2 separate regions of the Mus musculus genome follow, and region 2 is linked to region 1. Evidence: chromatin loops called from intact Hi-C (ENCODE). Cell type or tissue: left cerebral cortex. All regions are shown on one strand. Each heading gives the region's core, and the rest is flanking DNA. Links, peaks and the distances in the headings are about the cores only. Region 1 holds the start of Gpr158 (G protein-coupled receptor 158). Region 2 has its middle 53 kb from the start of Gm52501.

Evidence for each region. Peaks named below come from ENCODE experiments on the same cell type or tissue, not always from the same donor. Only the 100,000 strongest peaks of a DNase experiment are listed, where the experiment ranks them.
Region 2: a loop joins it to region 1, with 7 times the contacts of the local background. A loop is called at or near these places in 6 of 42 quality-filtered maps.

The regions. Positions count from the first base shown.
Region 1 is chr2:21,359,027-21,374,382 of GRCm38, forward strand. Gpr158 (G protein-coupled receptor 158) reads left to right here and starts at 8,541. Exons shown (of 11, transcript NM_001004761.1): 1 at 8,541-10,131. The coding sequence starts at 9,230. In left cerebral cortex, for the core only: a CTCF peak has its summit at 10,983; DNase peaks (open chromatin) are centred at 7,852, 7,996, 8,493, 9,514 and 3 more places; H3K4me3 peaks cover 3,588 bases; H3K27ac peaks cover 3,319 bases.
Region 2 is chr2:21,274,029-21,289,384 of GRCm38, forward strand. No RefSeq gene overlaps it. Among named protein-coding and RNA genes, the nearest start is that of Gm52501, 53 kb to the left of the region's middle. In left cerebral cortex, for the core only: a CTCF peak has its summit at 6,959 (motif pointing right); DNase peaks (open chromatin) are centred at 6,967 and 8,894; H3K4me3 peaks cover 256 bases.

The DNA.
Region 1 (15,356 bases), core at 3,412-11,411:
GTCCTTATTACCAGTTGGAACATCTTCTGGGTATATGCCTAGAAGAGGTATTACTGGATCTTCCGGTAGTACTATATCCAATTTTCTGAGGAACCTCCAGACTGATTTCCAGAGTGGTTGTACAAGCTTGCAATCCCACCAGCAATGGAGGAGTGTTCCTCTTTCTCCATATCCTCACCAGCATCTACTGTCACCTGAATTTTTGTTCTTAGCCATTCTGACTGGTGTGAGGTGGAATCTCAGGGTTGTTTTGATTTGCATTTCCCTGATAATTAAGGATGTTGAACATTTTTTCAGGTGCTTCTCAACCCTTCGGTATTTCTCAGTTGAGAATTCTTTGTTTAGCTCTGTACCCCATTTTTAATGGGGTTATTTGAATTTCTGGAATCCAGCTTCTTGAGCTCTTTGTATATGTTGTATATTAGTCCCCTATCAGATTTAGGATTGGTTAAAAATCCTTCCGCAATCAGTTGGTGGCCTTTTTGTCTTATTAACAGTGTCTTTTGCCTTAGAGAAACTTTGCAATTTCATGAGGTCCCATTTGTTGATTCTCAATCTTACAGCACAAGCCATTGCTGTTCTGTTTAGGAATTTTTCCCCTGTGCCCATATCTTTGCAGGTTTTCCCCACTTTCTCCTCTATTAATTTCAGTGTCTCTGGATTTCTGTGGAGTTATTTGATCCACTTGGACTTGAGCTTTGTACAAGGAGATAAGAATGGATCAATTTGCATTCTTCTCCATGCTAACTGCCAGTTGTGCCAGCACCATTTGTTGAAAATGCTGTCTTTTTTCCACTGGATGGTTTTAGATCCCTTGTCAAAGATCAAGTGACCATAGGTGTGTAGATTCATTTTTGGGTCTTCAATTCTATTCCATTGGTCTACCTGTCTGGCACTTTACCAGTACCATGCAGTTTTTATCACAATTGTTCTGTAGTACAGCTTAATATCAGGCATGGTGATTCCACCAGAGGTTCTGTTATTGTTGAGAATAGTTTTTGCTCTCCTAGGATTTTTGTTATTCCAGATGAATTTGCAAATTGCCCTTTCTAACTCAGTGAAGAATTGAGTTGGAATTTTGATGGGGATTGCATTGAATCTTAGATTGCTTTCAGAAAGTATAGCCATTTTGACTATATTAATCCTGCCAATCCATGAGCATGGGAGATCTTTCCATCTTCTGAGATCTTCAATTGCTTTCTTCAGAGACTTGAAGTTCTTATCCTACAGATCTTTCACTTCCTTAGTTAGAGTCACACAAAGGTATTTTATATTATTTGTGACTATTGTGAAGGGTGTTCTTTCCCTAATTTATTTCTCAGTCCATTTATACTTTGTGTAGAGAAAGGGCATTGATTTGTTTGAGTTAATTTTATACATAGCTAATGTACTGAAGCAGTTTATCTGGTTTAGGAGTTCTCTGGTGGAAATTTTAGGGTCACTTATATATACTATCATATCATCTGCAAAGAGTGATATTTTGACTTCTTTCTTTCCAATTTGTATCCCCTTGATCTCCTTTTGTTGTCTAATTGTTCTGTCTAGGACTTCAAGTACTATATTGAATAGGTAGGGAGAGAGTGAACAGCCTTGTCCAGTCCCTGATTTTAGTGGGATTGCTTTGATTTTTCTCTCCACTTAGTTTGATGTTGGCTACTGGTATGCAGTATATTGCTTTTAGTATGTTTAGGTATGGGCCTTGAATTCCTGATCTTTGCAAGACTTTTATCATGAATGGGTGTTGGATTTTGTCAAATGCTTTCTCAGCATCTAATGAGATGATTATGTGATTTTTGTCTTTGAGTTTGTTTGTATAATGAATTACATTGATGGATTTCCGTATATAAAACAATCCTTGTATCCCTGGGATGAAGCCTACTTTGTCGTCATGGATGATCATTTTAAGTGTTCTTGGATTCAGTTTTTGAGGATTTTATTGCATTGATATTCATAAGGGAAATTGTTCTGAAGTTCTCTTTTGTTGTTGTATCTTTGTGTGGTTTAGGTATCAGAGTAATTGTGGCTTCATAGAATGAATTGGGTGGAGTACCTTCTGTTTCTATTTTGAGGAGAGTTGGAATTAGGTCTTCTTTGAAGGTCTGATAGAACTCTGCACTAAACCCATCTGGGACTGTGCTTTTTTTGGTGGGACACTATTGTTGACTGCTTCTATTTCTTTAGGGGATATAGGACTGTTTAGATCGTTAATCTGATCCTGATTTAACTTCGTTACCTGGCATCTGTCTAGGAAGTTGTCCATTTCATCCAGGTTTTCCAGTTTTGTTGTCTATAGCCTTTCATAGTAGGATCTGATGATGTTTTGTATTTCCTCAGGTTATGTTGTTATGTCTCCGTTTTTATTTCTGATTTTGTTATTTAGAATACTGTCCCTGTGCCCTCTAGTTAGTCTGGCTAAGGGTTTATCTATCTTGTTGATTTCCTCAAAGAACAGTTCCTGGTTTGATTGATTCTTTGAATAGTTCTTTTTTATCTACTTGCTTGATTTCAGCCCTGAGTTTGATTATTTCCTGTTGTCTACTCCTCTTGGGTAAATTTGCTTCTTTTAGTTCTAGAGCTTCTATGTGTGCTGTCAGACTGCTAGTGTATGCTCTCTCTGGTTTCTTTTTGGAGGCACTCAGGGATATAAATTTTCCTCTTAGAACTGCCTTCATTGTGTACCATAAGTTTGGGTATGTTCTGGCTTCCTTTTCATTAAACTCTAAAAAATCTTTAATTACTTTGTTTATTTCTTCCTTGACCAAGGTATCGAGTAGTGTGTTGTTCAGTTTCAAAGTGAATTTTGGCTTTCTATTATTTATGCTGTTATTGAAGATTAGCCTTACTCTATGGTAATCTGATAGGATGCATAGGATAATTTTAATATTTTTGTACCTGTTAAGGCCTGTTTTGTGACCTATTATATGGTCAATTTTGGAGGAAGATCCATGTGCTGCTGAAAAGAAGGTATATCCTTTTGTTTTAAGACAAAATGTTCTGTAGATATCTATTAAATCCATTTATTTCATAACTTCTGTTAGTGTCCATGTGTCTCTGTTTAGTTTCTGTTTCCAAGATCTGTTCGTTGGTGAGAGTGGGGTGTTGAAGTCTCCGACTATTATTGTGTGCAGTGTAATGTGTGCTTTGAGCTTTACTAAAGTTTCTTTAATGAATGTGGCTGCTCTTGTATTTGAAGCATAGATATTCAGAATTAAGTTCATCTCAGAAGATTTTACCTTTGATGAGTATGAAGTGCCCCTCCTTGTCTTTTTTGATAATTTTGGGTTGAAAGTCAATTTTAGTTGATATTAGAATGGCTAATTTCTTATAATCTTCATAATTTATAATTTCTTAAACTCCAGCTTATTTCTTCAGACCGTTTGCTTGGAAAAGCGTTTTCTAGCCTTTAACTCTGAGGTAGTGTCTGTGTTTTTCACTGAGGTCGGTTTCATGTTTGCAGCAAAATGTTGGGTCTTGTTTGTGTAGCCAGTCTACTAGTCTATGTCTTTTTATTGGGGAATTGATTCCATTGATGTTAAGATAAATTAAAGAAAAATAATTGTTGCTTTTTGTTATTTTTGTTGTCAAAGTTGGGATTCTGTTCTTGTGGCTGTCTTCTTTTAGGTTTGTTGAAGGATTACTTTCTTGCTTTTTCTAGGGTGTAGTTTCCGTCCTTGTGTTGGTGTTTTCCTGTTATCATCCTTTGAAGGGCTGGATTCATTGAAAGATAATGTGTGAATTTGGTTTTGTCATGGAATACTTTGGTTTCTCCATCTGTGGTAATTGAGAGTTTTGCTGGGTATAGTAGCCTGGGCTGGCATTTGTGTTCTCTTAGGGTCTGTATAACATCTGTCCAGGATCTTCTGGTGAAAGTCTGGTGTAATTCAAATATGCCTGCCTTTATATGTTACTTGACCTTTTTCCCTTACTGCTTTTAACAGTCTATCTTTATTTAGTGCATTTGTTGTTCTGATTATTTTGTGTAGGGAGAAATTTCTTTTCTGGTCTAGTCTATTTGGAGTTCTGTAGGCTTCTTGTATGTTCATGGGCATCTCTTTCTTTAGGTTTGGGAAGTTTTCTTCTATAATTTTGTTGCAGATATTTGCTGTCCCGTTAAGTTCAAACTCTTCATTCTCATCTACTCCTTTTATCTGTAGGTTTGGTCTTCTCATTGTGTCCTGGATTTCCTGGATGTTTTGAGTTAGGACCTTTTTGTATTTTTCATTTTCTTTGATTGTTGTGCCCATGTTCTCTATGGAATCTTCTGCACCTGAGATTCTTTCTTCCATATCTTGTATTCTATTGCTGATGCTTGCATCTATGTTCCTGATTTCTTTCCAAGGTTTTCTATCTCAAGAGTTGTGTCACTTTGGGTTTTCTTTATTGTGTCTAATTCCCTTTAAAGGTCTTGGATGGTTTTGTTCATTTCTAGCACCTGTTTGGTTGTGTTTTCCTGTAATTCTTTAAGTGATTTTTGTGTTTCCTCTTTAAGCACTTCTACCTGTTTAGCATTGTTCTTCTGTATTTCTTTAAGTGTGTTATTAATGCCCTTCATAAGGTCTTCTACCAGCATCATGAGATATGATTTTGAATCTGAATCTTGCTTTTTGGGTGTTTTAGGGTTTCCAGGACTGGCTGAAGTGGAATCGTGAAGTTCTGATGATGGTGAGCAGTCTTGGTTTCTGTTCATAAGATTATTATGTTTGCCTTTCGCCATCTGGTAATCTCTGGTGTTAGTTGTTATAGTTATCTCTGTCTGGAGCCTGTTCCTCCTCTGATTCTGTTAGCCTTTGTTAGCAGTCCTGGGAGTCCAGCTCTCTTCTGAGTGTCAGTGGTCAGAGTACTCTTTGTATGCAAGCTCTCCTTTTGCAGCGAAGGTACACAGAGGTCTGACATTCAGACCTGCCACCTGGCTGAAGATGAAGGCCTGAAACAGGGCCTGACCCAGAAGATGTGTTGCCTCTGCAGTCTGTGCGCTCACCTGCACAGACTGGTCTTTAAGGGACCCAGGACCCAAGATGGCTCCCTCACCTGCTTAGGTGGTCAGAGCCCTCCCAGGTGGTCACCTCTCCTCTGGCGGAGAAGGTGCCCAGATGTCTGGAGGCCTAAACGGGGGTCTGTCCCAGAAGCTGTGTTGCTTCTGCCTTTCCCAGAAGCTGTGTTGCTTATGTAGTCAGCTTGCTCACTCTCCACAATCTGTGAGCTGACCTATGGAAACTGGTTTCAGAGCGACTCAGGAGACAAGATGGCTCCCTTACCTGTTCTGGAGGTCAGATTCCCTCCTGGGTGGTCACCTCTCCTCTGGCGGGGAAGGTGCCCGGATATCTGCAGTCCAAAACAGGGTCTGTTCCAGAAGTTGTGTCACTTCTGCAGTCCGAACTCTCACCTGCACACACTGGTCTCAGAGGGACCTGGGACACAAGATGGCTCCCTCAGCAGCTCTGGAGTTCAAAGCCCTCCCAGGCGGCCACCTCTTTTCTGGAGGGGAAGATGCCAGGATGTTTGGAACCCTAAACGGGGTCTGTCCCAGCAGTTGTGTCACTTCTGCCTGTTCCAGAAGCTGTGTTGCTTCTGCAGTCTGCACTCTCACCTGAGCAGACTGGTCTCAGAGGGACCCCGGACACAAGATGGCTCCCTCGCCTGCTCTGGAGGCCAGAGCCCTCCCAGGCAGCCACCTCTCTGGCGGGCAAGGTGCCTAAAGAATTTTAAATAAGTTTTACAGGTTTTCTAAAATAGTCACTGAGGATATTACACTTAAGTCTTTAGATAGTTAAATAAATGCAAAAACATGGAATATTATGATAAATTCAAGAGAAACTCTATGTGTAATTATTGCCACATGTGATATAACAGACTAATAAACTGAAGTTACTTCTACTTAGCATAAGAGTATGTGTTTCAAAGCAAAATTTAAGCAAAAACTCAGATATTATGCTGGCTAGTTTGATGTCAACCTCCCACAGGCTACAACTATCAGAGAAGAGGGAATCTCAAATGAGAAAGTCCTTCTGTAGTATTAGCTTATAGGCAAGCCAGTATTTCCTTAATTAGTGATTGATATGAGAAGGCCCAAACCACTGTAGAGGTGCCATCCCTGGGCAGATTGATGGTCATGGGTTCCATAAGAAAGCAGGCTAAGCAAGCCAAGAAGAGGAAGCCAGTAAACAGCATTCCTACATGACCTCTGCATCAGCTTGTGCATCAGGTTCCTGCCCTGTTTTAGTTCCTTCCTGTCTTTGTTTGATAATGGATTATGATGTAGAAGTGTAAGCCAAATAATCTATTTCCTCCAAAACTTGCTTTTAGTCATGGTGTTTTATCATAGCAATAGTACTCCTTACTAGGACAGATATGAACACAGAAGTTACTTATAAGTAAATACAAGTCAAATAACTATTTTTTGCATAGTTGTAAAATTTTTCTTGGAAACCATGTACAGCAGCTGAGAAAACTGGTTGCTAACTCCTATTCCAAAAGCCTTCATCCCTGGCTCACTGAGCAGAATTCTTCTCATGAGAAAAGAATAATTAAATTCATCATCTTCTCATTCATTCATTAATTATCAAGTGTATAATGAGAGCCTACTCTGTGCCAGCAGTGTTCTAGATATTCAATGTACCACCATGACCATGGTGTTTTGTCTCGTACATCCCAGCACTTAGATATTGCTATTACTTGATTTGGATAGTGCTCTGTCTTAGTCAGGGTTTCTATTCCTGCACAAACACCATGACCAAGAAGCAAGTTGGGGAGGAAAGGGTTTATTCAGCTTACACTTTCATATTGCAGTTCATCACCAAGGAAGTCAGGACTGGAACTCAAGCAGGTCAGGAAGCAGGAGCTGATGCAGAGGCCATGGAGGGATGTTCCTTACTGGCTTGCTTCTCCCGGCTTGCTCAGCCTGCTCTCTTATAGAACCCAAGACTACCAGCCCAGGGCAGGTCCCACCCACAAGGGGCCTTTCCCCCTTGATCACTAATTGAGGAAATGCCTTACAGTTGGATCTCATTGAGGCATTTCCTCAACTGAAGCTCCTTTCTCTGTGATAACTCCAGCTGTGTCAAGTTGACACAAAACTAGCCAGTACATGCTCCAAAGGTTCCTTCATTAGAAGCTTTGTTTTCAGTGTGAGGTGTTAATATGGTAAAATTTTAAGGGATGGGATCTAGTAGAAATAGAAGGCAATTGGTTTGTGGGGGCTCTGTTCTCACTGGTGGATTAATGCTTCATGCTGAGAGTTAGTAAGTCATTAAAAACCCTGTTTAGCCCTTCACTTGATGTTTGTCATCATGCCAATTGACCCCTCTCTCTCTCTCTTTCTCTCTCTCTCTCTCTCTCTCTCTCTCTCTCTCTCTCTCTCTCTCTCTCCAATATATTTCTGAGCATCATACTGTCTTCAGAAGGCCATTACCAGTCTCCCAAATCAGGGACTACCTGATCTTGGACACCCACTGTACAAAACTAAGAGCTAAACAAATTATTTTTCTTTACATATCAGTTTACAATGCTAGAAACACAGAATAGCCTAAGGTATTTTTTGCTAGAACAAAATGACATAGTACAGTAAGTCTATCTTGGACTGGCATGAGTGACATCTTTGTTAGTTGGGGACTAAAATAAACCTGGGATTTTCTGCATGTGTCTTCTTGAGGAATTCAAAAGTGGAGGCACATTTAGAAAGTGCAGATTCAACAGGGAAATGCCACAGGAAGCTTTGAGAGCTTAGGGGCTCTCCCAATTCTTTCTGGAGCTGGCACATCTCTGGAGCCCTTCCTTGAAGTCTGAGATGTTTTTCATGAATTCCAGCAACTCACTGACAGTGACTTTTTATCCCACACACCACAGATTCACTGTTTTGCATCCTCATTCTCTCACAGTCTACAACACGCAATTCTTGATCATGTCCCCTCTCCACACATCCTTTTTGTCAGAGCTCCCCTTCCATTCTGGCCCCGAATAAGAGAATCTTTAAATATGACATTTATTTTTCCTTGAAGCTCGGCCAGTAGACGTCTCCATTACTCTCTAACAGCTAAGACTATCCTTGGCAAGCCAGGTTTAATCATTCTCTTAACCAAAAACAAGGAAGAGAATTTGATAATTTGCCTAAAAAATGAGCAGATGCTAAGAAGGACACATTTCCATCCTACGTTCCCTCCTCCCCAGTTTCAGTCAGAAATGAAAACTACTCTCTTCTCCCTCTTTTCCAGGCAAAAGAAAGGGCTGATTTTACTAAGCAAGCAAGATGCCAACAGCCTCCTCCTCCTCAGTAGTCCAAGTTTCCTTCGCTTTCAACCACCAAAAGCGCCACTTCTCCCCTATTTCCCACCCACTCCTTGCCACCCCTGAAGGTTTCCGAGTCATCAGGGAACACGAGTGGGTGAAAACAGCGCCGCCGCCTCCTCCTCCGCCTCCTCAGTGCGCCTCGGGTTCAGCACTGGACAGCTCCCGCCCCAGCCAACAAATGGCAGTCAGCTGATTGACAGAGGCGCCGACCAAACAGGGCACAAGACGACTTGAAGCCGCCCTACAAGGGTTTGGTTGCGGCCAAGCTGTCTCTTTAAACTGCTTTCATCTGAGAGCAGAGAAAGGCAGCGCTGTGGTTTGTGGCCAAACCTAAAGGCTCTAGTTAATCAGCTGCCTGGCTGTCTGGACTGCAGACACACGAACGTCTTCAAAGAAAACCTTGGTTCCTTGGGACTCGCCGCTGAGCTCGCGGCTTGGATCTGTGTGCGCGCTTCCATCTCCGGGCGAAGCGGTCGAGGAGGGGCCAGAACTGGGAGGCGGGAACGACCTGCCAAGGGTGAGATGATGGAGCAGCATCTTTGGTGGCCGCGGTGGCAACATCAGCTGCATCAGCAGCATCAGCATCAGCTCTTGAACACACCTCAATGAGAGCGGCGGTGGAAGCGGCTGAGCAGAAAGACGTAAGCGGGCTAACTATAGCTGCTGGGGATGTAACCTGTTTGGCTCAAGGCTGCGAGGTGCGTAATCCCGAGCCGACCCATTGTGGAGCCGGGCGCAGCCAGCATTGCCACAGGTGATTTGGTCTGTGACGGCAGCTGAGCCAGCTGGGCCAATTTCAAAACATTCTTATTTTAAAGTCCATCTGGACTGGGCGCCACCTGGAGAAGAAGGAAGCCTCCCCTCAAAAGTCTTACTGATGATAAATTGAGGACCAAAATTTACAAAGTGACTCCTCCGGTTATCGCCTCTCTTCTATGCTAGACAGATGGGAGCCATGGCTTACTCTTTACTCTTCTGCCTCCTGCTCGCTCATCTGGGATTGGGAGAGGTTGGTGCCAGCCTCGACCCTCCGGGACGGCCAGATTCCCCTCGAGAGAGGACTCCGAGGGGGAAGCAGCATGGTCAGCAGCTGCCGCGAGCCTCTGCCCCAGACCCCTCTATTCCCTGGAGCCGCTCCACTGACGGCACCATCTTGGCACAAAAACTAGCCGAGGAGGTGCCCGTGGACGTGGCCTCTTACCTCTACACTGGGGACTTCCACCAGCTGAAGAGAGCCAACTGCTCAGGCCGCTACGAGTTGGCTGGCCTGCCGGGAAAGTCACCGTCCCTAGCCAGCTCCCATCCTTCCTTGCACGGGGCGCTGGACACTCTGACACACGCCACCAACTTCCTCAACATGATGTTGCAGAGCAATAAGTCTCGGGAACAGACCGTGCAGGATGACCTGCAGTGGTACCAGGCTCTGGTGCGAAGTCTCCTGGAGGGTGAGCCCAGCATCTCCCGGGCGGCCATCACCTTCAGCACCGAGTCGCTGTCCACGCCCGCCCCGCAGGTCTTCCTCCAGGCCACCCGCGAGGAGAGTCGCATCCTGCTGCAGGACCTGTCCTCCTCCGCTCACCACCTGGCTAACGCCACTCTAGAGACCGAGTGGTTCCATGGGCTTCGGCGAAAGTGGAGGCCCCACTTGCACCGCCGTGGCTCCAATCAGGGGCCACGGGGCCTAGGCCACAGCTGGCGGCGCAGGGATGGGCTTGGAGGGGACAGGAGCCACGTCAAGTGGTCCCCACCTTATCTGGAGTGCGAGAATGGGAGTTACAAGCCTGGGTGGCTGGTCACGCTCTCTGCTGCCTTCTACGGGCTTCAACCTAACCTGGTCCCGGAATTCAGGTAGGGAGAGGGTTGGAAAGGGCACACGCAGAGTCATCCTTTGGTTTTGTAAATGGCCATCCTGGGGAAGCACACTTGTCTGCCAGTGAGACTTTAAGTCTTCAGCCTTGGAACTGAACTTCAGACTAAGGGATGCGGAGGCAAGCTCGTGTGGGGAGGGGTGAGAAGTGCCCGGGTCTGTCTACTTTAGGCACTCATGGAAAGCCTTTCCTTGCTGTGCAGTGGTGGTGGCGGAGGGTCAGGGGACATAGCAATTGGCCCCAATCCTTCCATAGCATAGGGGGAGAAGATTAATGGTGGTGTCCCCGAACTTTGGGCCCATCAGACAGAGTCAAGAGCACCAGGTGTGTGTGTGTGTGTGTGTGTGTGTGTGTGTGTGTGTGTGTGTGTGTGTGTGAGAGAGAGAGAGAGAGAGAGAGAGAGAGAGAGAGAGAGAGAGAGAGAGAGAGACAAGGAGTGAGAGTTCCTTGAATCTGCCACTATGGTGTAGCCTCTGCCCACTTCCTGTGAATGTAGTTTGGAGCGCAAGCCTGCTGTTAGTCAGCTACCAGAGCGTGTAATTAAACCTGTGCCATCCCCTGGGCAGTTCTGGCCACTCAGCACTGAGTCACTCCAGGATCAGCAGCAGAGCCTTCTCCAGGATCCAGACTTGGCAGTTTGGTCAGAATACTCCCACTGGCTTTTCTCTTCTTCTAGGCATCAGCTTTCCTTCCTGGTGTCTTTCTCCTCCTATTCTCTGTTAGGCACATCTGAAGGTTCTCCACTAGAGTTGGGGAGGGAGGAATCAGTCTTACCCAAACAGAAAACTGGAAAGAAACTTCAGTAGCTCTCCTGATGGTGTCAGAGGAATGCTAGCACTCTCAGATTAGAACTGTTGCCCTGCAGCTTTGGTGAGGAACTTCTAGAGGTAGCCTCTTAGAAATGCATGCAAGGAAAGCACAGAAAGGAGGGAGGGGGACTGCAGAGAGGGTTTTGGAGAGAACTAAGGTTGATGGGGTTTTCCTCGGGCCCCTGATGGGAAACTCTGTAAGGAACGGGTCAGGGGTTGGAACTGATTTTTTTTTAAAATAAATATTTAAACTTTTTGGAACTTGGAAGAAGTGAGAGAACTGTCTCTGTCTCTCTCTCTCTCTCTGTGATATTTTATTTACTTCAACTTTAGCATTTCAGAGACAGAATACCAATATGCTGGAACATACCAGGGCAAGCAATGGGTAGGAAACCCCAGAAAGAAAAGCATTGCCTTTTTACTGTAGAACTGCCTCAGATGAGCTGCCTAGCCTCACTGGGCCCTGTGTACTTATCTATCAACTGTCAGGATCGAAGTACTTTGTCTTTAGAGAATTATACAGCCATAAAATCCTGTAGCCTTTAATGCCTGCAAGCTTGAAAAGGGACAGATGAAGACCCCTTCCTTCTTTGTTTCTACATGAATTCCCCCCGCCCCCCCCCCACGTGTGTTTATGATTCCTTTATAGATCCTATCTTAAACTGCAGCAACTTTCCTACTTTCAGGACAATCTCATCTCCTCCTGATTCTGGCAGGATCCTATTAGTAAGCTCTCAGATCAGCTTTGAATCTTTGCCACAGCATTTTCTCAGAAGAAGAGGGCTCAGCAGATGCCACTTAGAGCCAATGAACCATGGCCTTTAGATGATCCCTTTTAGAGAGTCTCAGGATTGACCCCCTCTCCCTTCTTTTCTCTCTTTCCTTTTCTCTTTCTCTCTTTCCTTCTCTCCCACCCTCTTCTTCCTGTTCCCCATATTCCCTGACTGCCTCTCTCTCACCTTTTGATTGATGTTAGTCAATATGCTACATACTTGATGTTACACTCTGTGCTAACTGCTTGGCATAACTATCTTGGCAACTTTTCCCAGCAGTTGTCTGAATTCTGTGTTATTGTTTTCTATATTTTCTGTAAGGGGATCTGAAACACAGAGTGGTTAAATTTTATTACTGATTGCATAGTTATTAAATAAAGTAGTTCAGATGCAAGTTTACTTTGTGCTTTTAGCTAGTATGCTGTTTCATAAAGATGACTTAGTAAACTGGGAAGGTATTTCATTTGAATGAGATTATTTCTGACGGCCAAATATGGGATGGGAGGAAGACCATTTGGATATAGAACTCTCTCTCTCTCTCTCTCTCTCTCTCTCTCTCTCTCTCTCCCTCCCTCCCTCCCTTCCTCCTCCCCCTCCTTCTCTCTCCCTTCTCTGTTTGACTTCCTCTCTTTGCCATCTTCTTATTTCTCTCCGACTCTGCCTTGTTTTTCCAACTCCCCCCTCTTTCTCTCACATGTTGGGGATGTAACCTGGGCACAACACATGTTAGCCAAGGGTTCTATTATTGACTCACACTACCAGCCCCTAGAATATCTTCTCTTATAATCCAAAAATATGTTGTTTCAATGTACCCAGTACTTTCAGCCAGCCAAGGCTGAAGAGGCAAAAGGATTCAAGCTTGTGAGAAAGACATATTCCTTGAGTATGCTCACTAAAAGGTTATTTCTTTAAATGCATCTGTATTCACCAATGCTGTTAGCTAACCTACAAAGCCAGTTGTGTGCCTGGCTGCCTACAGAACCTGGTCTGTCTCAGAAGATCCACAAAAAGCAGGATCTATGCCACTGTGAGCACTGCCTGCCCCACCAGTGGCCTCCTGTATTGAAGATGTAAAGAGATGTTCACTGTGGGAACTACAAATCCATTAAAGGGATTAGGTGTTGTTTCCCAAGAAGACAGAGCTAGACAGATGTCACTTATCCAAAAGTCGTACATATTGTTTGTGGCAACAACAGAACAGGGCCACAGACTTCCTTTCAGAGTTTAGAGATAGGCATTAGATATATCTATGGCATGTTTCTGTAGCTCCATGGGTTGGAATTGGAGTAGAATGGGAACCCCTTTTGCTAAATGTGTAAACATCTTTCTGGGGGTAGCTAGAACTGTCTGGTACTTAGGACTGGAACAAGATATTGAAATGATTGTATATATATATATATATTGTTATTTTGTACTGATGGTTAAACCCTGGGACTTTCATGGGCTAAGTAAAGTGCTTTATCGCTGAGATACACCCTTGTCCAATGAATTCTTCTTTTCCTGATGAGATGAAAGGAATTCACTAATTTAGTTTTATCTCATTTTTAAGTTGAGGAAATTGAGACACCAGGAACTAAAGACATTTCTCAGAAGTGGTACAGCTCTTCTGTGGCAGTTTAGCATCACATAGCTGGGTCACTATTAGTTGAACACTTATATTGTGGGTTGGATGCTATATCTGAACCACTGCATTTACTTCTTAGAACTCTTTAGTACTTACAATGTCAGGAAAGTTGAATAACATATGTAAACTGTGAGCTGGTCATTAGAGCTCAAATCAAATTTCTATCATCCACCCAGGATGCCTGTTCAGTCTCTGAGTTAGCACAATGCTCTCAACCTCTTCTTCTCCTGTTGTTGATTTCTCATTTTTTTAATTGTTTGTTTGGAAGACTGTATTTGCTATTGTTAATATATTTTCCATGAATAAGAAATATAAGTTTATTCTTGTTGGCCAGCCAGATAATCAAGTGTGTTATATAATGAAAAGACTACTATACTTGAGTTAGTACTTTGTTTCAGTCCTGCTTTTGTCTTAAGCTGGGCTGCATGACCGACCTGTCTGGAAACTAGTTTCTGCATCATTAAAATGTAAAATGGGCTTGATGATCTTCACATGTCTCCACACACCTGGGATAGCAGTCCTGAAGTGGCTTATCCAAACATTGGCTACGACTTTGGAAATGGGTGATAGAAATAAGTTCAGGGCCTTGGAGAAATGATATCACCATGCCATCATCATGTGCTCTGATAATGCATAGAAACATCCAATCAATATGTACAATGCTAGGATTGTAAACTAATGGAAAGGAAATTCCATTCAAAATAAGACCAAGTGTGGTTTGAGTTTCCTGCTCTTGAAGGAGCTCTGAAATATATCAAAACCCAGGATTGAGTTGTTCTACAGATTTCTAACCCCAAAGCACCAGCACATTCCACTGAAGATTACAATGTTTTCAGATCTTGGGGCTCTATATCTACTCTCTAAAAAGCTCAATTTTCAATTTACCATTATAGTTGTCTATTAACTATCTAGAAGAAGTATTTCCTGTGGTCCTAGCAAATCTTGCCATTTTCTAGAAAATATGTTTGGATATAGAAGTGAGACAAACTGCTAAATAAATTACAAGAGTGGACACTTTCATAATTCTCTACTCTCTAGGGAGGGAAGTAGTTCCCCCTCCCTACACTGATTATGCAGCCTTAACTTTTACATGAGCCAAGTGTTATTTTTAACTTCAGAATGGTTCTGTGGGCTAGATGGTGCCTAAGGGTTGCTTTTGTTTTGTTTTATTTTTGAGACAGGGTTTCTCTGTGTAGCCCGGGCTGTTCTGGAACTCACTCTGTAGACCAGACTGGCCTCAAACTCAGAAATCCACCTACCTCTGCCTCCCAAGTGCTGGGATTAAAGGTGTGCACCACCACTGCCTGGCAGATATTTTCTTTATTTATATTTCAAATGTTATCTCCTTTTTTTCCTTAAAGACTCCCCTTTCTAGCCTTCAATGACTTTGTCTTTTATGGTTATATTTTAATGTTCCAGCATGCTTAGAGGTATGTTGTTGATGTGATTTTGTGCCTAGTTGGTCAGCAGTATCAGGGCCCAATCGGTTTTGTTTGGTTGGTTTTTTTTTTTTTTTCTTTAGTTCTGTTTGGTGTGTGAAGGGATATCAGAGCTGAATACAGCACATTGCAACGCTGGGACCACTGACTGGCAGCTTGAGAGTTGCTATGCATAACTAGGAAGCTCACTGTTATTGGGGCTATGCTTGAAAGAGTTTGAAGCCAATGGTTATTCAGCATCACCTCAGTGAGATAATGGCACATACAGTGGTGAGGATTTCTTTGTTGACCGTTTAGCCTTATCTGACTTTTAGCTTTTAGGAACAATTCTTTCCATGTGCAATGTCTACTTCAATGAAGCACTTGTTCATTTAACTAGAGTTTATTCCTATAGGAAAAACCTTGATCTATACAAACATTTAGGTGGATTGCTACTCCATGAAATACCCCCTCACCTATATGAAAGATATAGCATACTGAGCCAGAAACTACAGAAGCTTTCAGAAAAGATTAGAGAAGTATGCTAGAAATCTTTCCCAAGCCTCTGGCCAAATATTATA
Region 2 (15,356 bases), core at 3,304-11,303, 85 kb before region 1:
TTGGTAAGCTCTCTCTCTCCTCCCTCTCCATATCTCTGTCTCTGTCTGTCTGTCTGTCTCTCCCTCTCTTTCTCTTCTCCCATTCCCCATCTCTGTCTTTGTCTCTCTCTCCTCCTTCTCTCTGGAAGAGGCAAGTGACTTAGTACATTACAATCCCCAAATTCCTCTTCTTTATTTTTTTCACATTGAAGCCATAGCATTTTTATTTATACTTTTTGTTTTCTTCCTAAATAATAGTCTATGCAAGTTAATATTAATTCAATTAAAGTCATTTTCTTCATCCAAATTGTTAAATCTCACTGGATGATAATCCAGTGTTTGAGTTTCCTTTACTGATATTGCCCTGGGTTCCTATTCTTCTAATTTCTTGGAAAGCTTTGATAAATGACACTATTATTAGGAGAGTGGCAAATTCTTCTTTTTAAGGAGAAAAAAAAAAAAAAACCAGACCAAACAAACACCCGTCCCTAAACATTATTGGGGCTGGTAGGATGGTTCAGTGGTTAAGAGCACTGACTACTCTTCCAGAGGGCAGGGCTAGATTCCCTGCACCCATATGGGTTACAACAGTGTGTAACCACAGTAATAGGGGATACAATGCCTTTTCTGGCCTCTTCAGGCATTGTCTGTACAGGGTACACAGGCATACATGCAGGCAAAACACCTGCGAAGTAAAAATAAAAATAAAATAAAAATAAAAATAAAAACACCTTTAAAAACCCCTAAAACTTCAAGGATGCTAAGCAAGGAGATGCATACCTATAATCTTATCTTCTGTGAGGAGGAGGAGGAGGCAGGAAGACCTGGCTTTGAGGTCAGCTAAGGCTACCTTGTATGAACCTGTCTTAGGGGAAAATCAAATCATTCTTAATTTATGTCTATTCCCAGTTCCTTTGAAACAAAGCAAAGCATTAATATTTGACACAGTCTTTATCTCCCTGCTTCAGGCACTTAAGGAAGATGATGGGGAATAAAGGTTGCCTGGGTTTCAGGACTCAGCCCGTGACTTCTCTGAGTGGACTTGCTTGGTGCTGATTATAGGTGCATTTCTTAAATTTCATTTTGGTAAACAGAGCATTTCAAATTTGTAGCCAAACCATGAGAGTTTTAAAACACTTGAGTGAGGTGTATTGCAGATGGAGAAATTATCAGTGTCTTCCTAGTGATTGGCTGTAAAGAGCTGTGTCAACGTGTGTTCTCATTAAGACAGAGCTTTTTAAATCACTCTCTCATAACACATTGCTAAGTCTTCCGCTCCTATTAACTATAAGAAAAACGAAAACAGAAAGCTGGATTGAAAATGAATTTATGTGCTCATTTACCTCAGCTACTGAAACAATGTCACCGCTTTGTGATGAACTTGACGATTCAGGCTAAGGGACAGCTTGAAAAAGGCACCTGGCTTATGATGTTTGTCAAAAACATGACAGGAAAAAGCAGGTTGGAATGTCCTATCTGCCAACAAACTGGATATTGCCAAGCCTGGAGGCAGTTGACTGACAGCCTGTTTAAACTGAAGCTGCTTACATAATGATAGTATCATTTTCTATTCTTGATAATGCTAATGCATGCAAATTCATGGACAATACATTCCTATAGACGCTGTGGACCTGAATATAAAGAGAGCCCGGTGAGATGGCATCTGAAGCTGTTCAAGATGCTTATGTATAATTTTTGTTTTGTGGTATGTACTATCGCTGTTGTGTTTCAGTTGTACTAACTGCTGGTGTGTGTGTGTGTGTGTGTATGCAAGTGTAGGACTAAAGCTGATGTTGGATGTCTTCCTTAATTTCTCTCGACTTTGTTTATTGAGGCAGGATCGCTCACTAGTTGGCCAATTCCACTAATCTAGGTATCTGGTTTGCCCCAGGGGAAACATTCCTCCGGTCTGCTCCCTAGTGCTGGGATGCAGGCTACCTGGCTTTGGCATGAGTTCTGGAGTCCTGAACTCTGGTTTTAAGCAAGTGCTGTTATTCATCAAGCAATCTCACCTGCCTCCATCACCATCATTTTGAAGCTACCTTGCGCTGTCAATAATGATTTTTCTTAGAAATTGAGGATCTCAACTCTACACAAAGGACTATAGGCAATGGTGGAAAGATGGGAGCTGAGGAGGTCGTCTTTTCCAAGGAAGAGCCCGATCATTGGGTGTCAAGTAACCAATGGTCAGCCCCTGCAAAAACACATACAAGCATCATTATGTGAACTCACTTGATTATAGTTAGGACTTGCACGTATGTACAAATATACATGCACACCATGTATACATGAATTTGAAGGACAGCAGGGAGGGGCATGTGGGAAAGTTTGGAGGGAGGAAAGAGAAGAAATAAATGTTAAAATTAGATTATAACCCCCAAAAGCAAGCAAGCAAGCAAGCAAGCCCAGTCTAAATCAATCAATCAATCAATCAATCAATCAATCAATCAAACAGACAAAACCAGACTGAGCAAGTCGTAAAGAATAAGCCAGTAAGCAGCATTCCTCCATGGCTTCTGCATCAGTTCCTGCCACCAAGTCCTGCTTTGATTGTTTTGTCTTGTTTTTCCTGATGATGGACCTTACCCTGTAACCAAATGAACTCCACACCCTCTTCGACATGAATATCTCCATAGTCTCATTGTTCTTTATTTCCCTTAGCTACTTCCAAATTCTCAAGGTTCATTTGATAAAGGTGGCATTATGTAGTTTCCCAAGGTTGCTGTGTTGAAAGGTAATGGTGTCACTCCTGTTGCACAGAGAGAAAACCGAGGTAGCGAGGAGTCATGGTCTCCACTTAGTCGGCTGAAACAACGTAGAAGGTCTGCTCCTGTGGTCTCTAGTGAATGCACTTCTTATGCCCCCCAGCCCCCCAGGCCACTGTGAGTGTGTGTAAGTTAGTGAGGCCTGATAGTTATTCTATACAAATGCTGTTCAGACAGATCTGCAGAGCCAGAGACAGGATGAAGAGATAATTGTGGACGTGGTCAGGAAGGGCAGCATGCAGTCACAGGCAGCAGTGTGCATGTTTCTGATCCGAGCAGACCCTTCCAAGCCTGTTGCTGATTGGTTTTTGTTTATGTAGTCTCCCACCCCTTTTGTGTGTGCATGCATCTGTGTGCACCTATGTACATAAGGCCAGGATGACTTGAGGTGCTGTCCCTTCTCAGAAAGCATAGTTTTTGATTACACAGTCTCTCACCAGGGCCTAGGACTCACAGAATGAGCCAGGCAGGTTGGTTAGTAAGCCTCAGGGATCTACCTGTCTCTACCCACTCTGGGATTGCAAATATACACCACCACAAGTGGCTTTTCATAAGAACACAGGGATTAAGCTCAGCCTCCTATGTTTGCATGTTGTACTTTATTGACTGAGCCATCTCCCTAGACCTTGATGCAGGTTTCTGAATACAGTGCAGTGCCAGAGATTAAAGTTTCTGCAGAGAATGCCCGGCTCAGTCTTTTCATCATATGGTCTGTTTATAAGGAGCAGAGTCAAGAGCACTTAGCTTGCTGCAAGCTTGCTCCATGCCTGAGCCACACACAGCATGCCGTGATTCTTCAAAACTTTCTGTTATCTTGTGGTGGTTAGTATTGCAGCTAGCTTTAGTTGAGCACCTACTGTGTAATCAAGTGCTGTATACCCATCTCTTTTGCAAGACAGTCTTGCAAATGAGTCATACTGTCTTTATTTTACAAAGCAAGAAGGCATAACGTAGGGAGGTCACACAACTTGTCTCCACTGCTGGTAAATGAAACTGAGCAACTAAGTTTAAAGCCCTTGGCCTTACCACATATTTTCTCATTTCACTTCTGTTCTGACAGGTTAAGACACTGTTGCTCAAGATGGCATAGTCCATCAATTTATACTAGGTTATTTTCTGCCATGATTTTTAATAAATTACTGATTGGTATCGATCACATTCAGAGTATGGGAATCAGGTCAAGGAATGGTTTGACCTTTCTCTGGCATTTCATGCTGTAGTATGGTTCTTTTAAAATTTATGCATATCTTATTATGTATCTTCATTTTGTGGAAAGATGTAAGTGGTGTTTGTACTGTTGCTTCCCTTGCATATTCAGCTTACAAGCTATGCTAGTTACTTTTCTGTTGCTGTGATGAAATGCTATGACTACAGCAACTTATAAAAACCCCGAATTTTCAGCTCACAGTTACAGCCATGCGAGGAATCATGGAGGCAGGCAGGCATGATGATGGAGCAGCAGCTGAGGGCTTAAATGCCTTAGATCAGGCAGTATCACTAGCCTGTCCTCTGGTAAGAAAGAGCCTTCTGGCACCTCATAGCACAGTGGCAGAAGGCTTTACTGTGACAAGTGTGAAAGGAAGCAGCCACACAACCAGGCAAGGAAGCAAGAGGGAGCAGGCTTGCTGATCATGTGATGCACTTTCCTAGCAACTTATTAATCCTGGGGACAGGGCCCCAACACCCCAAGCTTGCTTTCTATCAGGTCCCATCTCTGAAAAGCTCCATTCCTATATAGCTGCATGCTGGGGAACCAAGACTTCAGCATATGCAACTTTGCAGATCCACCCACCCCATATCTGAACTGTGGCAGTAACAACAGTGTTTCACAAAATATTACAGAAAGCAGGGCGTCTCCAGAATCAAGGGAAGATCAGAGATGGAATTGCATGCCATAGCTGTGCATGGAAGGGAACAGGGGAGCTGAGAACTGGATCTGGATGTCTATTTGGTTTCTCTTTTCATTCCTAATCACTTTGCAACACACATGAAGCCATGTAAGGAATCATGGTGGAGCAGAGATTCCTGTCACCCGACTTCCAAATCTCAAGGCAAGCGAGTGGGCTTTCTCTTGAGTATTTTCTTTCCTTATCCCAGAGCTGAGGATTGAGCTCATGGCCTCGTGTATGCTCAACCCATCCTCTGGACTACACCCTATACCTCGGGGGAATTCCAGACTATTTCCACATCAGCATATATCGGTTTCTCCTGTGGAAGGAGGCAAGTTCTCTTGTGCAAGCTTCCACCCTCCTGTGATGGTTCTTTGCTGCCATGGCCCAATAGCTCAGTAGGGCATCTGGCATGGCATCAGGACGTGGCAACTTGGTGTGGGTACAAGTCTATTCAGACTTACTGTCCCTTCCACTTTCTTGTTTGCTCCTCACTTGAAGCAATCAACTTTCACCAGGTAAACAAAAAGCTGGCCAAAAGAAGGTAATAGAGGAAATAAATCTTGCTAATGGTCTGCAAGACTCCAGTCCATCATGGTGGGAGTGGCGTGGCAAAGAAGCTCACAAGAAGCAGATAGAGGAAGAGGAGAACAAGAGGCCAGAGCAAAATACAGCTCTAATGCACACCCCAGTGATTCCTTTCAATGTGGCTTGATCTAGTTGACATTCCCGGGCCTCTTTTTAACCATCATGTTATGAATCCAACAAAAGATTCATCTGCAGGCAGGTCCAAGCTGTCAGAATCCAATCACCAAGCTGGGGACCAAGGCCCCAGAGCATTTGGTTCCACTATCCCACCATCTTAGTTCCCCTGTATTTTCAAAGAAATTTTGAATCAGAAACTGGTAAACAAAACACATTTGTTTACAGTTTGTCTCGGGAAAGAATTACTCCTCGTTAATCTCCACCCTCTGTCATGATATAACTATCTTATGGAACGGATGGAAAAAGAGCCCAGAAGTACCATCAGAACTCTGATGTCTTCTCCTGCAGGGCCAGGCTTCAGCCTTTTCCTCTTTCAGCATTAAAATTTCCCTAGGAAATTTTAATTCTTAGGGGCTATTGTTTTTAGCATCCTTGATTTAACTGTGAAGGACATTCAGATCTAAACCTGAAAACTATGGCACTAAGACATGCCTAGCCACCTCACACGTGTCCATGTTCTCTTAGGCTTCAGTCACATGCTCTTTTGGCTGTCTATGTGTTACGGCCTGGCTCAAGCCCTTCCTGTTGGGTCGCCTATTGTACTGCTCAATCCCCTTCTCACAGTCCTGTGAAAGGGTAGCTAACAGTTCCTTTACACATTCTTTTATAGAATGTAGATTTACCATGGAGTGATTGCACAGACAGGGCCCTAATCCTGGACTCCAATTTGGCCATTTACAAGGTGACTTCTGTGAGATGCTTGCCATCATTCTTTCTTAGTTCCTGCATCTGCAGAATGAATTTAATAATAGGCTTATAGACATGATAAGGCAATGCATACAGTAATGGACAATACAATACATAATAACGATAACTGATATTCCTGTTACATAGCAGGGCTCACATTAACTAATACAAATGGCATGGTGCTCATGGAAGTGTCTATTCCAAGGGCTTTACATACTGAATTCATTTACTCCTCCTTGGGACCCCAGAAGGCAGCGATTGCTATCATTCCTTTTATGGATAAATAGTCAGAGAGAGAGGTTAGGTGTTTTTGTTTCCCCCCTTTGACATTACAGTTTAGAAGTGATGAACTGAGATGTGAGTCTTGCAGTTTGTCATCTGTCCATGCCCTTCACATGATAGTGTTGCCTAGTTCTGACTCAGCATGAATGCGGGTCTGAACCAAGAGCCTTGGGGCCAATCTATAGAATTGTGCTAGATGAGTGTTAAAAGGTTTGAGTTAACTTTGCGGTTGCTTCTAGTCCCTTCATTTCACATGTGGGACAGAACACAGAGAAAGAGGACCTCATGCCAATTCCACAAATATTCCAGTTTGTTCCCCAAAAGCTACCTCACGGAGAGGTAGGTAGCTCCTGCTACCCAGACAAAAACTGAACAAGGGTCAGCTTTGCCGTGAGGTAGAATTAACTATGAAAGCAAGCCTGGCATGCACTTCTGCCTCTGCCTAATGAGCTCCACAGGAAGCCAGGTCGGCTGCAAGGACAGCAGGTGTCCCACATGTCCACAGGCCACTTCACTGAGGTGGGCACAGCTCCAGTCTCATGCTTCTGGGCCTGGAAGGCAGGTGGTGGCCGGCACAGCAGGAACCTAGACCACTAGGGGGCGCCTGGACATCGGTTCCCAGGCTGCAGTGCTCTCAGGGCCTGAGCATCACCATGTTCTATGCTCCGGATCACAAGGCTCGAATCGGTCAGAGACTCAGCAAGTTAAGAGCTCTGAGAACTACCTCAGTTTCCCCATTCCCAGAAGCTCACCTCACAGTTCCTTCCTGTCAGCCTTGAGTGTGGAACAGGTGTGTGGAGGATGGTCAGCTCTCTTGGGATCCCATGTGGTTGTAGTTGTCTCTGTGTGTACGCGTGTGTATGTGTTTATTGGCTGTTCTAGGGATTGAACCCAGGGGCTCAGGCAGGCTAGATAAGCATGCTGCCTTCTAGATACCTCCCACTCTTTTTTCTTCTATATTTAATTTTTCAAAATTTTCTATGTTTTGAGACAAGGCTGCTTAGTTTGAACTCTCTTTGTGACCCAGCAGACCCTGAACTGTGGTTCTCCTGTTTCAGTCTACTACACTACACTACACTACACTATACTGAGGCATCTTACACTTTTCCCAGTTAACTCCTTATCACCTAAAAAAAAAAGTCTTATGTGACCTCAGGCATATAGTTATACAAAATACATATTAGAAGCAAAGCATTTACTGATTAAAAGCATCATCATAAGGAAATGCATTTTAAAGCAATTATTTGCTGTACATATAATTCTAACATTGATTAATAATTAAACAAATTTACATATTAATGAGATGTCTGTGCTTGTTTATTTTTGCACTATTTTTAAATTTAAGTTGGCGACTATTAGGTACTGCTGAACACACAGCTTATCATGGTTTAAGGCTTTAAAATCAGCAGCTGAGAACACCACTGTGAATAAGTCTGCAGTACAGAGTAGCAGCAGGTGTTTCAGGTCATTTTCGAAGTTGTTGGAAATTCTGCCCTAACCCTAAGACAAAGGAAGGAAGGAGGGAAGGAAGGAAGGAAGGGAGGAAGGAAGGAAGGAAGGAAGGAAGGAAGGAAGGAAGGAAGGAAGAAACTGAAACCAGCAATTCAAACAATAGTTTTAAAAATCAAGCTTTCTAGTAGAATCCAAACCACAGGGAAACCCATTTGATACTTCCATGCAGGGGAACTATGGGAGAAAATACTAAGTCTTTGCTTTCTCTCCTCTAATGAAACCATGTATTTCTATAAGAGCACAAAACCTTTTATGTACAATAAAATCCCCAGTTTATAACAAGCAAGGTCTGGAATCAGAGCCCGGGTGTTTGAGCTGCATTGCCGGTGCTGCACCGAATGCCGCTATGTGTAAGATGAACAATTGTACTCAGAACCGGGGCTGGATGCAGTCAAATCCCAGGATGTAGCGTGGGTGAGCACTTTCAGAGACACTTAATTTGACATTGTTGTGTGTTTAGAAACTTTTTCCTGTGGCAGAGTTTTTCTTGACTCTCAGTCAGTTACAAGAATGCCTTGTGGGAGGCTGTGTGCGGGGCGGGGGTGGGGGAGGATCACAGGCCTGGCCCTCGGTGGAACATAGTTTCAGAGCAGGAGGGTAGATCCCTAGTTGGTAACTTCTTGATTCTCTCATCTATTAGCGCATATGCTCTCCTATCAGCAGGGCAGCAGGTAAACACGAGGAACAGCCCAGAGAGGAGAGAACTGGGGCGGGTGAGGACACGGGACACAAGCTCCACACTAAGCTGAGCTCAGAACTAGAGTGAGGCAGGAGCAGCCCCACGTTTGTCCCAGACTGACTGAGCGGTCCTACGCTCAAGCACTCTGCCTCTTTTCATTGGTCTGAACTGCCACCCTGGCAGTAGCCTGTAGTGAATGAAAGGCCGTAGCTTCTTGCTGTTGCTGAATTTCAACTCCTCGCTCACTCCCCTCCATCTCTGCTCTCCTAATTGTGGATCTTCTTGCTCATACCGATTAAGACACTGATTGCTATGTAATAATACAGCTTCCTAATTAGCAATCGTCAGAATCAAAGTAGCTAACAATCAGTCAGAAGGCTCTGTGTATCCAAGGCGCTTTCACATGCTCTGCAAGTGTTGGCTCATTTAATCCTCTCAGCCACATAATGAGGAAAGGACCTCTCTGCAAAGCAGACTTGGTAGCTAAGGCTCTGAGGTTAAGTAGGCGATTTCATGTGATGTGCATTCCGCATGCTGGACAGAGAGTCTGCTCTTGGGAGTGTTTGTTTACAGTTGAATAGACTGTTGCCTTTCTGACTAGAGTTTTGGTGTCCTCAGTACTGGCTTTTTATAACCTGAAAGACTGCATTCACTCGTATCTTATTCTGATCGGGTTCTGGTTGGATGGCTAGGAATTTCAGGAAGAGTAACAACATCTTGCTCACTGTATATTCCTACAGCTCTAGGTTCAGGTATGCACTCATATTCATTGTGTTAGACTCCTCGAATCTATGTGAGCCTTCTATCACTGTGGGACATGGTGAAGTTTCTGTTCTAGAACAGTCAGGTAGCCATGACCTGTCTATCACTGGCACTACAACAGGTAGATGACCATAATCTGTCCATCACTGGCCAGCAGCTTGCTATTACCTGTCTGGCCTGCAGATGGCTATGACCTGTCTATCACTGGCCTGCAGGTGGCCATGACCTTTCCATCACTGGCCTGCAGGTAAATATGACCTCCTCATTGTTGGCCTGCAGATGCCCATGATCTGTCCATCACTGGCTGGCCTTCCTCCAAGACTCCTCATTCCTTCATTCAGATTTGGCTTTTGGGGTTTGGTTATGTCAATCATGACAGGCATATGTGTTTTAAAGTTACACCTTTTAGATTCATGTGAACAGGAAGGGCTAGAGAAACAACCCTTTACTCCTATTGCTGGCTTTCAATTTCAAGAGTAAACGAAATCCCATTATTCTGCATCAAACCATTTAATTTATCATTTTTAGATGATTTTCTTCACCACATGCTTTCTCTAAGCTTAATATGCTTTTCTGTAAAAGCACAATTAGTTAATTTGCATGTGAATGTATGTGTACATGAGTGATTGGCTATGTACTTGTGCAAAGACCAGAAGAGAAGGAAGGCTGAGTGAGTGTTCTCTTCTATACTCTGAGGCCTATTCCTTTGAGGCAAGGTTTCTTCCTGAACCCTGGCTGTATTTTCTCAGTTAGTGTGGAAGCTGGCTCGTCCCAGAGACCATCTTTCTCTGTTTCCTTCTGAGCTGGGGTCACGGGTGTGTGCAGGATATTTGGATTATTATGTGGGTGCTGGGATATGAACTTTAGTCCTTGGTTTTTATGACTGCACAGCAATTGCTCTTAACTATGGAGCCAGATGCCCAGTGCCTATCCCCCTGCCCTGTCTAGTGTCCTTCCTGGACAGTAAAAAGCCTTCACTTCATTCTCTTACCACCAGTTATTTACTGTTGGCTTTTTTTGAGACAGGGTTTCTATGTGTATCCCTGGCTGTCCTGGAACTTTCTCTGTAAACCAGGAATCCTTTCTCAAACTCAGAGATCCTCCTGCCTCTGCCTCCCGAGCGCTGGGATCAAAGGTGTGCGCCACCATGCCTGGTCAACAATCATTTTTTTTTTTTGGTTGAAAATAGATACTTTTTTCATACAATAAATTCTGATTATGGTTTTCTCTTCCTTGACTTTTCTCATATCTTCCTCACCTCTCCAACCACCCGAATCTACATCCTTTCTTGCTCTTTCTCAGAAACAAAAACCAAACCAAACCAAAACCAAACCAAAACCGAACAGGAATCTTAAAACAACAACTACAACAAAACAGAAACAAACCTTAATAATAAGACAAAGCAAACAAATGATTGGAAAAGCAAGAGCCAAAGACAAAGAACAAGAAATACATATAGACACAGAGACACACAGATTGGCACACATAGAAATACCCTAAAAACACAAAATTGGAAACCATGGTATATAAACAGACTTGTTGGCAAGGCCAAAAAAAAAAAAAAAAAAAAAGGGCGACATGTGACAAAACCTCTAAAAATAAATCTGAGTCCATCTTGTGCTTTGCATGGGGCCTGGCCTTAAGAGTGGTTTGTTTACCCAGTCAGACTTCTTTAGAGAAAACTAATTTTCCACTTGCTAATGGTTATCAGTTGGAATTAGTTTCTGGCCAACCACCAATTCTTAACTCTGATAAACACAATTCCTATCCAAATATGAATTACGGACTGAGAACTACAGACCAAATGCTAGGTTTCAGGAACCTGCAGGATGCAGTGACCTTTCCTGAAGAAGCGGAGAGGCTGGAGATCCTAGCTTCCTAGAATAGGATAGACTCTAGGAAAAGAAGACTCTAGAGAAAGGAAGTCCAATTGTATCTGGAACAATCTGGACATGCAAGCAAGGACCCCAACACTCAGGTTGACTCAGAGCCAGAATTGCTTTTTGTGTGAGGCAAGTTGAGCCACTGTGTGGGTGGATTCTGTCTATGTTTGTTGGAGATATTCATGAAATGGTCCATCTCCTTCTACTAATATGTTCAACACATTGAAAACGCCTTTCTGATTCCTGAATAGAAAAGCAATGGCTTGTGCTGTAAGATTGGGAATCGATAAATGGGACCTCATAAAGTTGCAAAGCTTCTGCAAGGCAAAAGACACCGTCAATAAGACAAAAAGACCACCAACAGATTGGGAAAGGATCTTTACCTATCCTAAATCAGATAGGGGACTAATATCCAACATATATAAAGAACTCAAGAAGGTGGACTCCAGAAAATCAAATAACCCCATTAAAAAATGGGACCCAGAGCTGAACAAAGAATTCTTACCTGAGGAATAACGAATGGCAGAGAAGCACCTGAAAAAATGTTCAACATCCTTAATCATCAGGGAAATGCAAATCAAAACAACCCTGAGATTCTACTTCACACCAGTCAGAATGGCTAAGATCAAAAAATTCAGGTGACAGCAGATGCTGGCAAGGATGTGGAGAAAGAGGAACACTCCTCCATTGTTGGTGGGATTGCAAGCTTGTACAACCACTCTGGAAAGCAGTCTGGAGGTTCCTCAGAAAATTGGACATAGTACTACCGGAGGATCCAGCAATACCTCTCCTGGGCATATATCCAGAAGATGTTCCAACCGGTAAGAAGGACACATGCTCCACTATGTTCATAGCAGCCTTATTTATAATAGCCAAAAGCTGGAAAGAACCCAGATGTCCCTCAACAGAGGAATGGATACAGAAAATGTGGTACATTTACACAATGGAGTACTACTCAGCTATTAAAAAGAATGAATTTATGAAATTCCTAGGCAAATGGATGGACCTGGAGGGCATCATCCTGAGTGAGTTAACCCAATCACAAAGGAACTCACACAATATGTACTCACTGATAAGTGGATATTAGCCCAGAAACTTAGGATACCCAAGATATAAGATACAATTTGCTAAACGCATGAAACTCAAGAAGAATGAAGACCAAAGTGTGGACACTTTGCCCCTTCTTAGAATTGGGAACAAAACACCCATGGAAGGAGTTACAGAGACAAAGTTTGGAGCTGAGACGAAAGGATGGACCATCTAGAGACTGCCATATCCGGGGATCCATCCCATAATCAGCTTCCAAACGCTGACACCATTGCATACACTAACAAGAGTTTGCTGAAAGGACCCAGATATAGCTGTCTCTTGTGAGACTATGTCAGTGCCTAGCAAACACAGAAGTAGATGCTCACAGTCAGCTATTGGATGGATCACAGGGCCCCCAGTGGAGGAGCTAGAGAAAGTACCCAAAGAGCTAAAGGGATCTGCAACCTTATAGGTGGAACAACATTATGAACTAACCAGTACCCCGGAGCTCTTGTCTCTAGCTGCATATGTATCAAAAGATGGCCTAGTTGGCCATCAATGGAAAGAGAGGCCCATTGGACTTGCAAACTTTATATGCCCCAGTACAGGGGAACACCAGGGCCAAAAAGTGGGAGTGGGTGGGTAGGGGAGTGGGGGGGAGGGTATGGGGGACTTTTGGGATAGCATTGGAAATGTAAATGAGGAAAATACCTAATAAAAATATTAAAAAAAAGAAGAAAATGCCTTTCTGTGACCATAGCTGATTATGCCCAAGAATCTGAGTCTTTATTTTGTGTTGTATTATCACTCAAAACACCAAACTTAGTGTTTTTTCCAGATCTCTTTTGTGGAAACTAGTGTTTAGAATCATTTCTGTGATAAGTGGATTTCTGTGTTGTGGCTAGCCCTGAGGCTAATTATATTTGATGTTAATTTTATTCTCCAGTGAGTGGCTTCGAACAAGGAATGAGTCAGCACTCAGGTGATTTACTGTAAACTGGCTTCCCACCTTAATTTATAAAATAAAGGAGAACTTGATGATTGGGCAGACAAAAGGGAAGGTGGAGTGGAAGGTGAAGAGAGAGAAGAAAGAGAAAATGGAAGAGGGAGAGGACGAAGAGGAGGAGGAGGAAGAGGAAGAAGAAGAAGAAGAAAAGCAGAGCAGAAGCACATGGCCTGTAGAAACTGCAAGTTCTAAGGGGTCTCATAGATGTGGAAGATGGTAGTATAGCGGTAGATCTGCCCAATCTAGGTGCACAGCATGTATTCATATTAACTGTGTTGTGTTTTCATTGCTGGGGCATATTTGGGATGGAGATTTACTGCAACAGAGGTGATCTGGGTCTTATGTGTAAAGTCTCTTGTATATTTTAAATGAGACTTGTTTTTTTTCCTATTCTTGTATCTGTTGTTTTACCAAGATTCTCTAGACTGCGTGATGCACTTCTTACCAAATGCACAAGCCTGGATATGGTGTGTCCCTTGCTGTACAAACCTGTGTTCAAGTCACCAGGAATGATTAGGGATCTGCTGTTAGTCCGGAGTCTCCCCCATAGCGATGCTAGCCGTTCAATTCTATTTAAAAAGCTCAGTCGGTATCTAGAAACAGTTTAGAGCACTGTGTAATGCGAGGATTTTGCGACTCAGGGAAGATGCTTTCCTACTAAGAGGGAAACAGGCCCTGACCGGCTTTCTTTCCCACACTTACATAACCATCCCTAGTGTGCCTCTGCTCTGGGGCCTCAGAACAAGGGACTCTTCTGCTGCTGCTTCCATGGGCTTTCCTCGGGCAGGCTTGGAAAGCTTGTCTCCGGCCCTGTGCCGCGTCTCTGCATCTTTCAGGCGTTGCCTGTGCTGCTTTTCCAACTCCGTTAGGGAAATTGAATGTGAGCACATGAATACTGAGGAATGATTCAGAGCATGGAAGTGTTTAATAAATATTGCTCCAAAAAGGATTACTTCTCTGAACACATGGCAGTGATACATTTATCTGAAGGGAGGTTTCTTTATGTCTGAGCATAATCAAAGTACACTGAGCATATATTTTTTATTTTACCTCAGCTTTAGGTAGTATTGACAAAACAGCTATTTTTAGTTTGTTTAGGAAATTCCTTCAACTGGGAAAGGTAGGTTCTGAGAGAAGAGGAGGAGGAAATGGAGGAGGAAGACAAAGAAGACGATTAATGAAGATAAAACCCATTGGAAGAGGATTTTTGATAAATTCTTTTCTGAGAGACTTGGAGAATGAAAGGGAAGGGAGTGGAGAGGGCTACTCATCAAAAAGTGTTTTAAGAAATATTTGCTGGCTTCTATTTCAGGAAGGTTTGCGTTGACATTGCTAACTGAGACAAATGAAAGAAGAGGTGACACAGCTCGTTAGCTGCATTTCTTCTGAAGGCGGTGGGTAATGCTTCCCTGTATCTGAGATGGTCAAGGACAGAAATCAATATTACAGCATGGAAAGATTCCCACACAGGTGGGGACTGCAGCTGATACATGGAAGCCCATTTTCTCTCTCTGCAATCTCCCTCTGACACAGATGTCTAGAATTTTCTTCCTCTGACTCTCACATGGTAACCTTATTGGCAAGGTTTCACTCAAGACCCAGCTCCTGATAATCTGGTTCTGGTCTGCCTATACTCAAGAGTATGCTGGGCCCCCCAGGCTGTGGTACATGCAGCCGTGCTCTTCCTTTGTGGGGAGTTGGCTTACTTTATTCAACATAGTTCATAGTAAGTTTAAATGTTTCTATATAAGTCATCAAAAGTCAAGGGTCTTCTCTCTTTTCAGAGTAAGCTATGTAGATCAGGCTAACCTTGAACACAAAGAGATTTGCCTGCCTCTTCCTCTAGAGTACGAAGACGAAATGTGTGAGCCATCATACTGGGCCCCTTTTTCCAGATGCTAAAGGCAGAAGTCTGTTCATCACCCATGTGGGAAGGCCATGCCCTGTCCCGGGGCTCATAGTGGCACTCCCAGTTGGTGTTGTTCATTCAAGGCCTCAGTCAGCCTCACATACTGAGAATGAAGTGAGGCAGAAAGGTCTCATAATGAATTTGAGGCAGGCGCGATTATTATTTTGCTTTGAATTTTTCAAAACTATTATTTATTTTTTTTTTCTGGC